Linked DNA regions of Homo sapiens: region 2 is linked to region 1. The links are chromatin loops, found by intact Hi-C in ENCODE. Cell type or tissue: PC-9. All regions are shown on one strand.

The links. Hi-C counts contacts between places; a loop is a spot of excess contacts. Peaks named below come from ENCODE experiments on the same cell type or tissue, not always from the same donor. Only the 100,000 strongest peaks of a DNase experiment are listed, where the experiment ranks them.
Region 2: a loop joins it to region 1, with 5 times the contacts of the local background. A loop is called at or near these places in 2 of 110 quality-filtered maps.

The regions. Positions count from the first base shown.
Region 1 is chr20:47,919,164-47,927,163 of GRCh38, reverse strand. No RefSeq gene overlaps it. Among named protein-coding and RNA genes, the nearest start is that of LINC01523, 60 kb to the left of the region's middle. In PC-9, no CTCF peak of the experiment used is centred here; DNase peaks (open chromatin) are centred at 1,351, 4,703 and 5,642; H3K4me3 peaks cover 505 bases; H3K27ac peaks cover 5,128 bases.
Region 2 is chr20:48,135,288-48,143,287 of GRCh38, reverse strand. No RefSeq gene overlaps it. Among named protein-coding and RNA genes, the nearest start is that of LINC01522, 150 kb to the right of the region's middle. In PC-9, no CTCF peak of the experiment used is centred here; a DNase peak (open chromatin) is centred at 3,667; H3K27ac peaks cover 757 bases.

The sequences.
Region 1 (8,000 bases):
AGCAGTGGTCAGACGTCCATCACTGGACAAATGCTAATATATGCTGAACATCTGCAAACACATCCAGAGCACTTTGTAGTCTCTTGACCAGTATCCATTCTCTTTTCTTTCAACGTTATTAGCTTTTGTGGATGTTTACCTTCCCAATTTCCAGTTCACATGACCTGGTGTGGCCCGTCCCTTGGCCTCAAGAATGAAGCCCTCACCAATTGGTATATATCATTACTCTGATTACAGTGATTGGTCCAGGTATAGTCATGTGACCTAAGCTGGTCCAATCAGAATGAATCTTGAGACTAGGCCTTATGCTTCTTTTATGGCCAAGTAAGCCTCTGGGAGGCGAGTCCTCTCACATACAACAGCTATAAACTCTGGACAAAATTTTAAAAACAACGACCTGAAAGCACAGGACAATGAAGAAAGGCAGACAGATATGGGAGGGGAGTTGATGCTTGGACAGATTTTCACCTGAGAGGAGGTTTCAGTCTGCAAAAGAGGGACAACTAAAACTCCAACTAAAAATCAGTCATCTCACCCACTTGAAGAACCAGAGGACCAGGCTCTGGGAAACCATAGCCACTGGAATGGAGCAGGGAAATTACAAATGCAGAGAGACATCAGAGACAGGGAGCCCCAAATTTTATGTATAAACTTTTCAAATGTCTAGCTGGTCCCTAAACCACATATGTGTAGGCAGACTACAAGTAGCCCAGCTAGGGTTGCCACAGAATTGAACTGAAATTTGAGCTATTTCCCACTCCAGGAAACACAAACCTTTTCATTTTTTTTTCTTTTACCTTTAGTAACTGAACGCAAGATCTTTTCAATTTGAGTTCAGCCACTTTAGTCACTTGCTCAAAAAATCAACAGTCTTCACAGGAAAACAACGGAATCAAGAATTACTGTATTGGTCACAATATTCTGGATATAATGCAAAATTGCAGGAAAATATGACAAAGACTCAACATAAAAAAATAAGAATAGAGACTTATCTGAAGATAACTCATATGTTCAAATTAGCAAAGATTTTATAGTAGCTGTTATAGGTATGCTAAAGGACATAAAGGAAAATCCATTCATAAGGAATGAATAGATAGGAAATCAAAATTAGAGCAAAACTCAGAATTGCTATGTGAGCTATTGGAAAAGACTTTGACAAAATGTGAAGCTAATTCTCAGGCAATTCCTTTGAACCAAAGGAAGAGACTGAAACTTCCTAGGACCACAGAATAGAACTTGAGAAAGAAACAAATACAACAGAAAGAAAACCTCAGAATTAGAGAGAAACTCAGTGTTCACACGATTAAGTGCTTCAATCTAGCCATACCTGAAGCCAATATGTCCCCCGGGCTTTCCTGTGAATCACAGCATGATTCAAGCAATCCTTTTATTCAAGCAACCTTGAGCTGAGATTTTCGTCCCTTGAGTAGGAAGAGCCATACTGATTGTCTTATGTAGGGTTCTCTCAGAGGCAGGCATGAAGACAAATTTGAGTGAAAGTCATTTATTTGGGAGCCATAAAAGGAACAGTAGGGGAATAGGAAATTGAGATGTGAAAAAGAAAGGAAACCATCCAAGGTGACTTAATAGGCACGACGTTCTAGAATAGGCAGTTCAGGTTGAAGGCTGTGAAGAACATGGTGAATTATCCCACTCAAAGGGCAAAGAAACTGGGATTTTGAGCCACCAGCTCACTTCCATCACTGATTAGGGGCTGTCCCTGGGGCATTAACTCTCTGGCACCTCCAGCCTGCCCCACACACAGGCTGAGCACACTCCAACAACCAAAGAAAGTTCTTAGGCGGAGAGCCGCAGGTGCTCACAGTAGATGTCACTGGCATTTATTTATAGGAACAGTGAGTACCTAGGAGAGGCGGGCAGGGTACCAACAGCATCTGCCACACATTACACATGACCTTGGCTTTTGTGTGATTCTGAGGGTCTTCGAAAAAAGAATTAGCTTTACTTTCACATTCCCATCCCCAGTGCATAGAAAGGTGTCTGACAAGTACATAGTTGAGATGTAATAAATAGTTTTTCTCTCTGAATGGCAGGAGGACTATTTCCTATGGAGGTAGGGAAGACAAGATCTGCAGTGACTGATTATCTTCTTATTAAAGGCTAATGGAAGTTCAAAATTAAGCGGCAAGATGGCTGCCTTTAAATGATTTCCCACATGTTAAGAAAATGGAAGATTTCCTGCACTCTTGAGAACCAATGTTTTATTTCAGGAATGTTTTGGACTGTTACAAGTATCCCAGGGTATTGCTTTGCTTTACCTTCCACAGAATTAAAACGGAACATTTCTCTCCCGCCTATCGCAACTGGAATGACAAAGCAAAGGGTTGATATAGGATTTTGTAGGGTAGATTTTGGTCTCTCAGGAGAGTTGCCCGAAAGTGAAAGAAGTGGCTCCTGTACAGGTTTTGTGCCCTCCCAAAATTCTCCCAGTGCGTCAACATCTGGGCATTCAGACAAATGGGGGAGGGGGAGAGTTACCATTTAACCAAAGAAATACTTTCAACTCAACACATTCATTGAGTAGCTCTTAGAATTTCAATCCACAGAATTCTAGAATGGTGGATTTTATTTGGTCTAATCCTTAACATCCTCATTTTGTATGTCTCCAGAATTCCATTCACTCATTGAACAAATATTTTCTGAGCATGTACTATATGCCAGGTGCTGTGCTGCATACTGAAGACACAGCAGTGAACAAGACAGAGAAAAGTTTACAGCCATGGAAGCTGGGTTATGGAGAAGAAAGTGATAATAGTGAATAATTCTATGGCACTTACCACGTGCCATGCGATAGGTTATGTACCTTACAAGTGTTCTCTGGTGAAATCTTCCGGAATTATTCTCTAATCTGGTGTTCTTATTATCCCCAGTTTACAGGTGGGAAAAAAGTAGGCATAGAGACCTTAGGAAACTTGCCCAGGGTCACAAAGCCAGAAAGTGGTGAGGTCTGGATTCAACCCTGCTCTCTGACTTGATTCCAGGTGCTCAACCTCCATCCTCTGACTGCCCTGCAGGTTGTTTATTCCATAACTTTCATTAGCTGTCTACTGGGTGCCACACACTGTGCTAGGCACTGGGGTTGTAATGAGGAAAAACAAACATGACTGCTGCTCTCATTAAGTTTACATTCTAGTCCTAGACCACATGGGTCAATAAATTCATTCATTTATTCACTAAGTGAGTTATTACTAAATGACCAGTATGCAACTATCAGCTCTAGGGTTTCCAAAGTTAAGAAAGACATGCTCTCAGCTAAGGTGGAGCAATTTGGAGGTGTGTATAATGCTTACGTCACATGCCCAGCTGAGGGGGTGGAATCAAGATGTGTGCATTCAGCTGACCCCTTACCCCCAACTCCATGTAGGTGAGTAGTCCAGCCATCGGGCAATACTTCCATGGCCAGTAAGTGGTAGATTCTGGAGCTTAAATTCATGTGAAGAGGAGGCTTCCCTGTGCCATTCTCAGCCCAAATCATAGGCAAGACAGAGTGAAGTGAGGGCAGAGGCTTCCAGAAAGCAAGGGAAGCCAGTCTACAGAGAAGCTCCAAGAAGCTCCCAAGAAGAACAGAGATTTGATTCCCTCCAGCCCAAAGTTACCCATGGTTTGAATGGTTTTAATCCCTGTGGATCAATTGAGGAACTTTAAGAGGAAGCCATGTCCATACAGAACAATGCCAAATCCATTTGAAATTCTAACCAATTCAGCACAATGTGAACATGCGTACATACACACATTAAACACATTTAGAGTTCTAATCAAGGTGACCAAGATACCTTTGGAATCTGATAGGTGTAGTGAATACTGTTGACTGCCTACCCAAAATTTCAATGCCATACACACACACACACACACACACACACACACACACACACACACACACCCAGTTCTTCACTTTTCAGGAATCCTGTTTTCCCTGCATCCCAGGGATTCAAGAAAGTTCATCCTGCTCCCATCCTAGCTACAACACTGTTCTAAGGGTGATCCCAGTCATTCCATTGATAGGGTTTTGGTCAAGAGCACACATATCATGCAACTGAGGTCAAGAAGATTCAAAAATGGGTTCGCTTGTGGTTTCTAGGAAACTCCCTGCTTGCTCTTCTGAGAATGCTTGCAAAGGTTACCTGATTTCTTCTTCACCCAGGAGGAAGTCCAGCCTTGGGATAAAGTCAACACAGAACAGCAGGGCAGAGATGGAAAGGGTCTGATCCGTGAAGACATCTTGGGATTGCTGGATCACCTCTAGATTATATGAACCAACATATTTTGTAATTGTTTAAGCCAATTGCCATATGAGTTTCTGTTATTTGTTCCGAAAAACATCCCGATACACAGTTAATTTGCAGTATGCTTTGGAGAGCTGTGAGCTGATTTTTATTTCCTCTCACATTTTCAACAAGAGTGTTCAAAGTTCAAACCACACTTGGGAGGTGCCAAATATCTTACCATCACCAAAGAAGCCATACAAGGGAGAATATTCATTTTGAAAAGGAGGTGGTTTTTTAATGGTTGGTATTAAGTTCTATCTTAAAAGCATAATGCACCCAAAAATTGACCAACAAAACAGCCAAAAAAGTGCTATTACTTCAAAGGGTCCCTTTACCTGGGGCCTTGCTCAATTCTGCTTGCCTAACTATGCCTAGATAAATGCATGAAAAGTAATATTTACACTTTTGCTTGGTTGCCGTGTGTGACTAAGTGGATGAGAACGAGACAGACGGAGAGAGAATGAGGAAATGCAACAACTTCTCCCAATTCACTGTTTCCTGAGTTTTCTCTCTTCTGTTAAACTTCCCCAAACCAACTTTCCAAAATCACGGTGTGATGGGGAATGTGGACATCATTAGCATCAATTGTTTCAGACCTGAAACCCAGACCCAGAGAATTCCTTGTTGCCCTTGGAGCTATTTTAAGGTTTAAAATTTAAACCATATTCCTATTTTCTATATATTTTCCAACATTTCTGCTGAATGTAATCCATATGGAAGGATTTTTTTCTTCAAAGAGAAAATATGGCCTTGGTGGGAATGCTGGTCTTGCAGCTGCTTCCTCCCCTGCACTTCACCCGTGCACACAGCCCGAAACTCACTCCGGCTGGGAAGGAGAGAGGCTGCATTCAACATAAATGCAAAATGCTCCAGACATTCATGATTATCTGTGCTGTGCATGAATAACGACAGCAGCTTGCAAGTGGGCAGGACTTGGCGGCGAGGCCCCATCACAAATCCACTGCCACACCAACACGCTCCAACGAAGTGCCTGTGAAATCTGCCTTCAGTCACTAATTTCACACTCCAGGGACAGAGCTGCGAACAGCTCCGAGCTCATAATTCTCATTTTAATAACAGTTTCCTTAACCTTCAGACATGCTTTTATGGCATTTTTTCCACCTTTTAAAAAATTAAAATGCTCAATTCCTTTAAGGTTAAGTCTCAGGTTTGCTTTCGTTTAATCATCTCTTTACCGTGTTGACTTTGCAAACAGAAGAGATTTTATATTGTCTTTGGATCATTTGTGAAGCTTTTTCTGGCTCGGCTGCATTTTTTAAAAAACAAAATGAATCGTTCACATATTCTGCATTCATTTTTCCCTCTCCTGCAGCTTTCTAAATAATGTAGGTATTTTGGATGCTTCTGTCATGAGCACGGAATGCATTTGCAATGCCCTGCTAAAATATGCTTTTCATCTCCCTTCAGATCATAACACGAATTTTCTTCTTTGGGTTTCTGCAGACCTGAGAAATACCCTTCTCTTCTGGAACGTGTTGCAAGACACAGAGGAGGGTCCTTTGGGACAGAGGAAAGAGTGAGGATCCCGAGTTGACAGATGGGCAGGCGTCGACCCAAAGAGGGCAATTTGCAAGATTTCTGGGGGCTGGATTTATGAACCCCAAAAGGGTTTGCCTTGGGAATTCGGGTTTGATCATTCCTGTTAACTCAGTTGGGCATTCCCCTCAATGACTCAGACATAGTATCTATTCAGATGATTGAATATTGTGAAAATCTTGTTCAGTTGCTTTAGAAAATATATCACAGGTTTGTTTCTGATATAAATTAGTTCGTTAGGGTTGTTTTTTGTGTTTTTGTTGTTGTTGTTGTTGTTGTGGTTTTTAGACGGAGTCTCGCTCTGTCACCCAGGCTGGAGTGCAGTGACACGATCTCGGCTCACAGCAAATTCTGCCTCCCAGGTTCAAGCAATTCTCTGCCTCAGCCTCCCGAGTAGCTGGAATTACAGGTGCCCACTACCACGCCCGGCTAATTTTTTTGTATTTTTAGTACAGATGGGGTTTCACCATCTTGGCCAGGCTGGTCTCGAACTCCTGACCTCATGATCCACCCGCCTCAGCCTCCCAAAGTGCTGGGATTACAGGCATGAGCCACCACGATGGGTGTTTTTTGTTTTTTTAATAAGCCATGGTTCTCATCATAGTACTTTTAAGAATAGGATTGGTTTAGCAATCAGGAAATTAGAGGCATCAATCTCAACGACAGATCCTGTCCTTAAAGATTTAACATTTTGTTATTTGTGGATTTTCTTGCTTTGGTTTTGACATGTAAACTATTCCATTACAATAATATTTATCTTGATTTTTCAGAGTTTTGGCATCCCCCCTCAAGAAAGCCCAGGGGAAGAACGTTAATTGATTCATCTTAGTCCCATTCCAGAATTTACTTCAAGCCCAAGGGTGAAGTGAGTTTAGGGGTCCCCTTCTGAGGACAGAAGTTTAGGGGCCCCCAGCCTTTCCCTTATTGAGATGGTGAGTTTGGATCTTGATATGGTTTTGCTCTGTGTCCCCACTCAAATCTCATCTTGAATTGTAATCCTCATGTGTCAACGGAGGGACCTGGTGGGAGGTGATTTGATCATGGGGGCAGATTCCCCCATGCTGTTCTCCTGATAGTGAATGAGTTCTCATGAGATCTGATGGTTTTTAAAGTTCTCTATCTCTCTCTCTCTCACACACACACACACACCTGCCTCCATGTAAGACGTGCCTTGCTTCCCCTTCCCTTCCACCATGACTGTAAATTTCCTGAGGCCTCCCCAGCCATGCACAACTGTGAGTCAATTAAACCTCTTTTCCTTATAAATTACCTAGTCTCAGGCAGTTCTTTATAGCAGTGTGAAAATGGACTAATACAGCTCTGTCTTGGAAAGAGGGAAGATTTAAGAGTTTGTAGCTGGCCGCAGGTCTCAGCTCTCCTGAAGCTTACTGACGTCAGGAATTAAATCCCAAGTGAGCCACTGATACATGCCATCCACTTCCCACCACCTGTCTTACCCTCTCTTTTCCCCTCTCTCTCTGTGTTCTCATTGTGACATGTGGCGTGGCTGGCATCGCACTTTCAGGATTATTCCACATCAGAACAGCAGAGTGCCAGAAAGTTCTTTGTGTGAGGGTCTCTCAGATGAAACCCCCAAATACCAGGATCCCAGTATCATCCTTGTGAACACAAGACACACACCTGAGGAGAGGGTGGGGGTTTCCCAGGAAAGTATTTCAGATTCAGCTGTGATCCTGCTCAGCCCTACCCTCCCCTGCTCTGAGATTGATGTAAAAGTCAGCTTTGTCACTCTCAGTGCCCTTAAGTGTCTGCCACATCTACACAAAATACCAGCCACAAATCTTGGATATGTGCCCTCCAAAATGCCAACCCTTCAGACATGTGGGAATGTCTAGAAATGTCTACTTGGGTAAGGGATCCCACTGGCCAGCTACCGACCATTTTCCCAGATGACTGAAGCCCTGGAGTTGTTTTGGACTGGTTATTATAGTGGCAAAATTTTATTTTAACCTCCCAACACATATTACCCTTCTTTTCAAAATAATGCAGGGGAACAAATCTGCCATGGCACCCTTATGGTCTTGCACATATCAACATAAGCCATGCAGGCAAGGCTTGAACCATGGCTCATTGGATTCTTGGCAGAATGTCTTAGTATCCTCCAGGAACATGAGGTACCCCAGGCATCTTCCACTC
Region 2 (8,000 bases), 220 kb before region 1:
TGCCGACAAACATCCTACAATGCCCAGGACAGCCCCACCACAGAGAATCAACCAGCCCAAAATGTCAACAGTGCTGAGGTTGGTAGACTCCAGTGTAGATGACTCCAGTGTAGACATACAAAAGGCATGAAAAATATTACCATGAATATCCATGTTTCTAGCTTCCAGACATGAGGAGAGGGTTGAAGCCCTCTGCGTGTGTGCTGCCAAACCCTTGGAGTACCTGCCTCCAAGTGCATGTCCCTCCTTCCCCAAGCAGTAGCCACCATGCTCAGTTACACAGTTATCACTCCCATGTACACCACTGACAAGAAGGAAACGATTATAGCACATCAGCCTTATTTAAGAGCTAACATAAGGAACATTTGTCTGAGACATAAAGCCCAAGAAAATGTTGCAAATATCCCCTAACAAAATTTACAAATGGGGGGATTACGATGGTTTCATTTTCTTTTCCTATTGCCCCTTTCAGCGTTCAGAGTAGAAATCCTTCCACCTCCTTCGACAGATGCAGAAATGACGTCCAGAGAGGTTACATGACTTTTCCCTGACTGCACAGCAAGTTAGACCCAAGCTGGGCTCAAACTCCAGTCCTCAGAGTCAACTTTTGGCATCACCATGTGAGTCCAGCTTGGACACACTTTCAAAGACTTGGAGCCACAGGAGTTAATGGAAGTTGATCTGGGCTTCTCACCCGGGTTAGCAGCTGTGCGCGCTCTTGCTCGCTCTCTCTTTCTCTCTCATGCTTATGTGAAAAGCATTTTGCCCGGACTTGCCTGCCTCCCCACAAGTGGCCATTTCATTTTGTAGAGTAGCATTGAGGCAGGCTTCTCTCCAGAGGGAGAGAAGATTGAAGCCTGCTCCAAAGGCATTTGCCCTTTCAGGCCAGCCCCCTGCGGAGAGCCGGAGCTCACAGGAACAGCAATTGGGCTGCCTCTCCTGTTCCTTTTTGTTCCTCATGAAAAAAGGTGAAAAAGAAAGCAATTTCTGAGAAAATGACCTAGGTGATTAGGTACAATCACTTCTCTTTTGCTTTCTGCTCCAGCTGGGAAGCTGCAGTCAGACTGTGTATGAGGAGGGAGGAGGGGGAGGAAGATGGAGAAGAGGGCCCTGGATCTGAGCTGCTGCCCATCCCCTAGGAGGAAGGGACAAGACTGGCTGCAGAGCCACTTCACAGATGACTTCAATCTTTTTTTTTTTTCTATTTATTTAATCCAAGGGATGTACAAACAGATTAGCAAATACTTCTATAAGGTTTCTTACTAAAAAAGCATTTTCTCACTCTCTTTGCCCTCCCCCCCTTTTTTCCACACTCGGGCAATTGCTTTCAACTCTTTTAGCTGAATATGTTGATATTTAAATCTAAGTAGTGTAACCACCCGACAGGCTCATCTTGCTGGCTGCCCAGATAGAGCTGATTTATCAAGACAGGAGAATGGTAATAGCGAATGTTTAATTCATGCAGAGCCAGCTGAGACTGGAGTTGTATTATGACCCACATCAGCCTCCCTGCAAATTCAGGGCTTAGGGATTTTCAAGGATAGTTTGTGGGAAGAGGGTTAGGGAATGGGTGCTGCTGATTGGTTGGGGATGCAATCATAGGGGTGTGGGAAATGGTCCTGGTGTGTTGAGTTTGCTTGTGGGTGGGGCCACAGGACCCAGTGGGTCACAAGTCTCGGGTCCAGGCAGAGTCATCCGGTCTTCAGAAATGCAAAAGTCTGAAAAGACGTCTCAAAAGGTCAATCTTAGATTCTACAATAGTCATGTTATCTGCAGGAGTAATTGGGGAAGTTATGAATCTTGTGACCTCTGGAACAAAGGTGGGTATCCTTTAACTATGCTTACATCTCAGCAGATTCAGGCCCCTCTCATAATCCTAACCTGATGATTTAGTTTTGAGAAAGGGCTATTATCATCCTGGTTTTAAGGTTAAACTACAAACTGAATTTCTCCCAAAGTTAGCTCGTCCCACACCCAGGAATGACCAAGGGCAGTTTGGAGGTTAAAGGCACAATGAGGTTGGTTAGGTCAGATCTCTTCACTGTCAAAATTTTCTCACTGTCTCAATTTTTGCAAAGGTGGTTTCAGTAGCATGCTTGTAAAAAGCCTTGCCATCTTTGAAGTCAAAGCAGGTGACCAAGGAGACGTAAGTGAGTGTTGCCAAGTGAAGGGGCCAGAGTCAGCTGCATGTGCACCAGCAGCCACCTATGCTCATGAGGAACATGCCCATAACGAGGCTGAGTAGAACAAGAGCAGGCACCCATCTTCCTCTTGGCAACATGGAGCCTACATACCACCTCTGGATGCTGACTGCAGATTTCCCTTTTGTAAGACAAGTGAAACTCTCATTGTCTTAGCCATTGTTTAGATTTCTTTCACTGGCAGCCAAACAACCATGAATTGGAACAATGACAAAGTCAAGTGCAAAACATGGCCTTTATTTTACTCACTAGATAAACCTGTCACTGCACATTGTTAAAAAAACAAAATTCCTCTTTGTCATATCATACGATCTGCTGTCCAGTAAAGAGCAGCCTCACAATGACCAGAGACCCTCAGGGGGTGCTGCAGAAGACCTCTCAGGCCCTCAGAATGCCCCTGACAAGGCCACACAGTTCAAAACTCACCTTCACAAAGCATCCCTTTGGATTAGGGAGATGCTCCCTGGATGCTCTTTTGTTTTGAGAAGCGTAAATTTGCATTATGAGACATTCATGCTCTGAAGGACATAACCAAGGAGATGTGGCCAACGGTAACAGGGTGGGGGTGGTGGGCAGGCACTTTCAGATTGGGGAGGAAAATTAGCCAGCCATGATGGGGTGCACCTGTAGTCCCAGCTACTCAGGAGGCTGAGGCATTAGAATTGCTTAAACCTGGGAGGCGTAGGTTACAGTGAGCCAAGATTGCACCACTGCTCTCCAGCCTGGGTGACAGAGTGAGATTTTGTCTCAAAACTTAAAAAAAACAGATTGGGGAGGAGTTTAGTGGTGAGGTGGTGGGGTGATGTCCCTCAGTGAGGGAAGACACCGAGATCAGTCTGAATGTTGAAAATTAACTGGAGTAAGGTGGGGGTGCAGGAAGGGACTGCACTCTAGGCAGAGAGAATAGCAGGTGCAAAGGCCCTGAGGCTTGGATGTGTTTAACACACACAAGCTGTGCATGGTGGAGCTCTGTGGCTGGGGAGGAGGTCTGGAGGTGGGCAATGGCCACGCCATGGCTGTCTGTGGCTGGGAATTTTTTTTTCTTCTAAGTACTCTGGGAAGACCCAGCAGGATTTTAAGCAGAGTCTACGGACACTCCAGAAAGTTCTCACCCACCCCTGGGGAACTCTGCCTTTCCTGCCCCCTTTAACTGAAGTGCCTTTCTCCATTCCCTCTTTCACCTGGCTTACAGGGCTTGACGCTGTTACTTCCAAGAAGTGTTGCCCAACCCATTCTCCATGTCACAGGGCCAGCGCCTCTCAGGGCTCTCAGAGCCCCCAGAGCGCCCTTCCACTTGGACACCTGCCCCATGATTGTCAGAGGCACTTGAACCAGAGCAACTCCATCTTGAATAGGGGCTGGGTAAAATAAGGCTGAGACCTACTGGGCTGCATTCCTAGGAGTGTATGCATTCTTAGTTACAGGATAAGATAGAAGGTTGGCACAAGACATAGGTCACAGAGATTGCACTGATAAAACAGGATGTGGTAAAGAAGCCAGCCCAAACCTGCCAAATCCAAGATGGGGATGGAAGTGACCTCTGGTTGTCCTCATTGCTCATTATACGCTAATTATAATGCATTAGCATGCTAAAAGACACTCCTACCAGCACCATGACAGCTTACAAATGCCATGGCAATGTCCAGAAGTTACCCTATATAGTCTAAAAAGGGGAGGAACCCTCAGTTCCAGGAAATCTCCACCCCTTTCCCAGAAAACTCATGAATAACCCACCGCCTTGTTTAACAGATGATCAAGAAATAACTATGAGTATACTCAGCCCAGCAGCCCATGTCACAGCTCTGCCTATGGAGTAGCCCTTCTTTTATTTCTTTACTTTCTTAATAAACTTGCTTTTGCTTTATTCTATGGACTGGCCCCAAATTCTTTCTTGCATGAGGTCCACGGACCCTCTCCTGGGGCATTGGGACCCCTTTCTGGTAACATTATGTTTCAGTGAGTAACTTCTTGGCCTCCCTTCTCAGAATGTGGGGTCCTTAAGCACAGGACAGGCTGTGTTTGCCTCTAGAGCCCCAGCGTTTGGCTTGGTGGGCTCAGCCCTGGATGCTCCTTAGCACCACTTGGGGGCCCCTGATCCCACATCCAGGCTGCACCCCACACTCTCTGCAGTGGGGCCCAGGCATCAGCATTTTTAAAGCTTCCCAGGAGATGACAAGGCGCTGTCAGGTTGCCCACTAGATGTGCTCCAAGTAAAGGAATGGATGCTGGTCTTCAGAGCGTCTACAATGTCCACACTGCTGCAGTGGGCGTGAATCCAACCCAAAAGCCCAGGCCGGTTAGAAACACCGCTCCTCAGTTTTTCTGTAACTCAACTGAATTTTCATTTTAGGTCCCCATTTGCCTCTGTGGTGGACACTCAGTCTCAGTCGGTATCGAACTCCCCTTTGTGCCAGGACTCCAGCTGGAAGTGGAGGGCATGTGCCCATGGGGATTGCTTAGCGAGTGGTAAGGGGCTCAGCAGGAGGGAGAGTGCAAGCGCCTGGGACCAGGAATTGGAGAGGTAGGGGCTGTTGCTCGCTTGGGTCCAAAGGATCCCCGGAAGGGGTAGGTGATATAGGCTGGGAGAGGAGAGTCAAGTGGAGAACGTGGCCTGGGAGGCAGCTGGGGTCTCTAGTCAAGGGACATAGCCAGGCCATGTTTACCCCACAGGCACAGTCTGTGATGTCAACTCCCTGCCCTCCCGCAGCCGCCTGCAAAGCCCCCAGCAGCCACACCCAGAAGCCAGAGGCCACAAGGGCCATGCTGTGGTACATATGTATCAGCCTCCCAGGACAGAGAGCGGGAGGGAGGAAGGGTGGGTGGACCTGGTGGGACAAGGTGAAAATGCCCAGCAACCCCCTCCCCCAGATCACACTCACCATCTCAGGCAGGGTTGAGTAATGCCAGGTGAAAGCACTGGGGGTGGGGACTAGTACACAGTTTCACCTGTACACCCTGAAATACACGGAGATGTCTGCAGGGACAATGTTCAAATATCCACACAGCACAGTCATGACCAGCCAGAACACTGGTCAGGAACTGAGGCTCACGGTGCTCCAATGCTGGTGGATGCTGAATCCCCTAGTTCTGGTCTGCACTGGGGCATCGCCCTCCCTCCACACCCAGCTAGGTACTTGAAGATCATCCTGCCGCCTCTGCAAACACTAGGAAATGGCAGACCTTATCTGCAATATGTCTTAAATGTGATTTTGAAATTTCATGTCTAAAAATCTGCTCTCATGAATAAATGATCAACTTCTACATGATCACACCTTGGAGGAAAGTTCGTAAGTAAGAATGTGCCCAGTGTCCTGGAAGCAGAAAGAAGCAAGGAGAGGCAGAGGACTGAATTTCCACCTCTGTAGACCTGAATTATGAGCCCTAGCTCGGAACTGGGTGCTGCAGCCCTTGAACAGTCCAGGCAGATGCTGGGAACACCCCAGTGACTGCTGCGCCAGGAGCTGAGTCCAGCAGCAGAGAGGGTGGGCACAGGCTGGGATATGGCGCGACATTGCCTTCATCTGCCTGAGAATACCCACAGCTCCTCTCGGTCCTGGTGGCCTCTGGTAAGTCTCAGCAGGTTCCTAGGCATGAGGATGGGGTTTTGACTGCCGCAGGAGCCTAGCTGGGCAAGTGGCTGGCGATGACTGGCGTAAGCTGGGACCACAGAGGAAGGAGGGATGGGGAGGAAGGAGGAATGGGGGAGGCTTTCTGAGCTGAAATAAATGTCAGAGAGCATCAGCAGGTGCTACTGGCATTTGAAAGCATTGCAAGAGACTTAATGTCCTTGATCCCGTCCCCTGGAATGCCAGCAGTGCCTTTCAGCTATTGTGACAACAAAAACATCACCTTATGTTTCCACAAGCCCCTGAGAAGGTGGGCCTCTTCTGGCCTACACACCATCTACCTATTTTATAAGTGAGAGCAAGATGGGATAGTGAGATGGGATAGTCCCTACCTCTTCCCTTCGCAGGCGGGAACTGGAGCAGCTTGTTTTACTCAGCTTATTGCTGGCCACTCTTCATGCTGGAACCGTCCGGCTGCTCCTCTCTGGCGGGAGCAGACTCTGTGCAGACCCCGCAGTAGAGTCCAAGCGTGTTACAACCCATGCTCTTTCAGCTCTGCTGTCCAGGGATGGCCAAGTACCAACCGACTCAGTGGAGGGTCAGGGTGACAGCCCTTGCCCTCTTGGCACCCGGGTTCTTGTCCGACGAACCAGGAAGAACCAGGTCACATGAACTGTTTGAAGGGTGATGAATGTAGAAGACTTTATTGAGCAGCGAGCAGCTCTCAGTGGAAAGGGAGGCTGGAAAGGGGATGGGAAGGTGGTCTGTCCCTGGAACCCAGCCGTCTCTGGCCAGGCCCCTCTCTAAAACCACAGTATCTGAAGTTAGCTGCATCTATCTCCAACCTCCGATGCTCAGTTGCTTCTCTGCTCGCTGTTCAGCCACTTCTATCCTCGACGCTCAGCCATTTGCGTTGCTTTGCCAGCTGAAGTCTTTAATGGGCACAGGATAGGGGCGGGGCAGGTAAAAAAGGCAACATTTGGGGGGAAAAAGGAGGTCAGCTGTTTTCACTTAGGGCCATGATTCCAGGCTTAAGGGTAAGGTTTAGCTGGGAATCCAGCCTTTCTGTATCAAGAGCACATTCTAGAAATGCCATCGTCTGTGTTGCAGCCTGGGGAGAGCCAGGACTATACCCCAGGTCTTCTACTGCTCCTGGTCCTACCATCATCCACTTTATTACAGTAGAGCTGATCATAAGGGGGTGAAATTTCCATAGGGTTAGTAAGATCTTCTAGCGACAATTACAGCAGTCATAGTAGTCATTGACATTCTTGGTGGTCTACAAAACAGCCATCACCTCCTGCTTCTTCTCTGCACAGAGATCCCCAATTTTGTGTCAAGAAAAGAGATGGGGATCTCAAAATCTCAGAGAAGCTAGCCTGTCTTCAGTCACAGAGGATTAATCTGGCTTAAAACCACCATGGTTCACCCTTTCCTTTTGCCAGTGACTGGTGCAGGAGTTGCCATGTGAATCTGTTCTGGCTAATGAGGTGTAAAGAGAAGTATGTTGGGCGGTTGCCCACTTTGAAATAAAAATTGACAAAATCTCATGACAGAGCTTTTTAACCCTGATTCTTTTACCTTTCTAGGGATGGGAGAGCTGGAGCTTGTCAGCCATCTTGTGACCATGAGGATGCGGATGTGAAGCTGAAAGGTTAACATGCTGAGGAAGGCAGGGAAGAAACATGGAACGACCCCATATCCATGGGGGGCATCGCACTGTTGCCATATCAGCCCTGGGATCTCCAGGCTCCAGATGTCTTGTTCAAATGAGACAAGGTGCTGTCTAAAAAGAGCACAAGACGGAGCTAGTCAGGTGTTCTGAAACTGCAGCCAAGTGCATTCCCAATGATGTAAATATTTTCCTGTTTACAGAGGGCTCTGTTGAGTATCTCACTCATGAGGAAATCAACAAACATGTTTACTGAGCCACAATTATAGGACAAAAATTTTCTAGGCCCTTAGAATACAAAGGTAAGCCGAGTTTCTGATCTCCCAAAAACTGAAAACAGGAGAGGAAACACAACATGGTCATATTCATAATAGCTACCCTCAGGATTTGTCAGGCACTGTGCTAATTCACTTGATCCTGGGTGGTCAAAGCTGAGTGGAACAGCACACGCCTTGCTGGGCAGTAGCCATTCTGCTTCTGTTCATAACCCACCCTGGGCCCAGTAAAAGTCTAAAAGCAAAATTCCGAGGGCGTGACTCCTCAGGCCAGGGGTGGATGGGA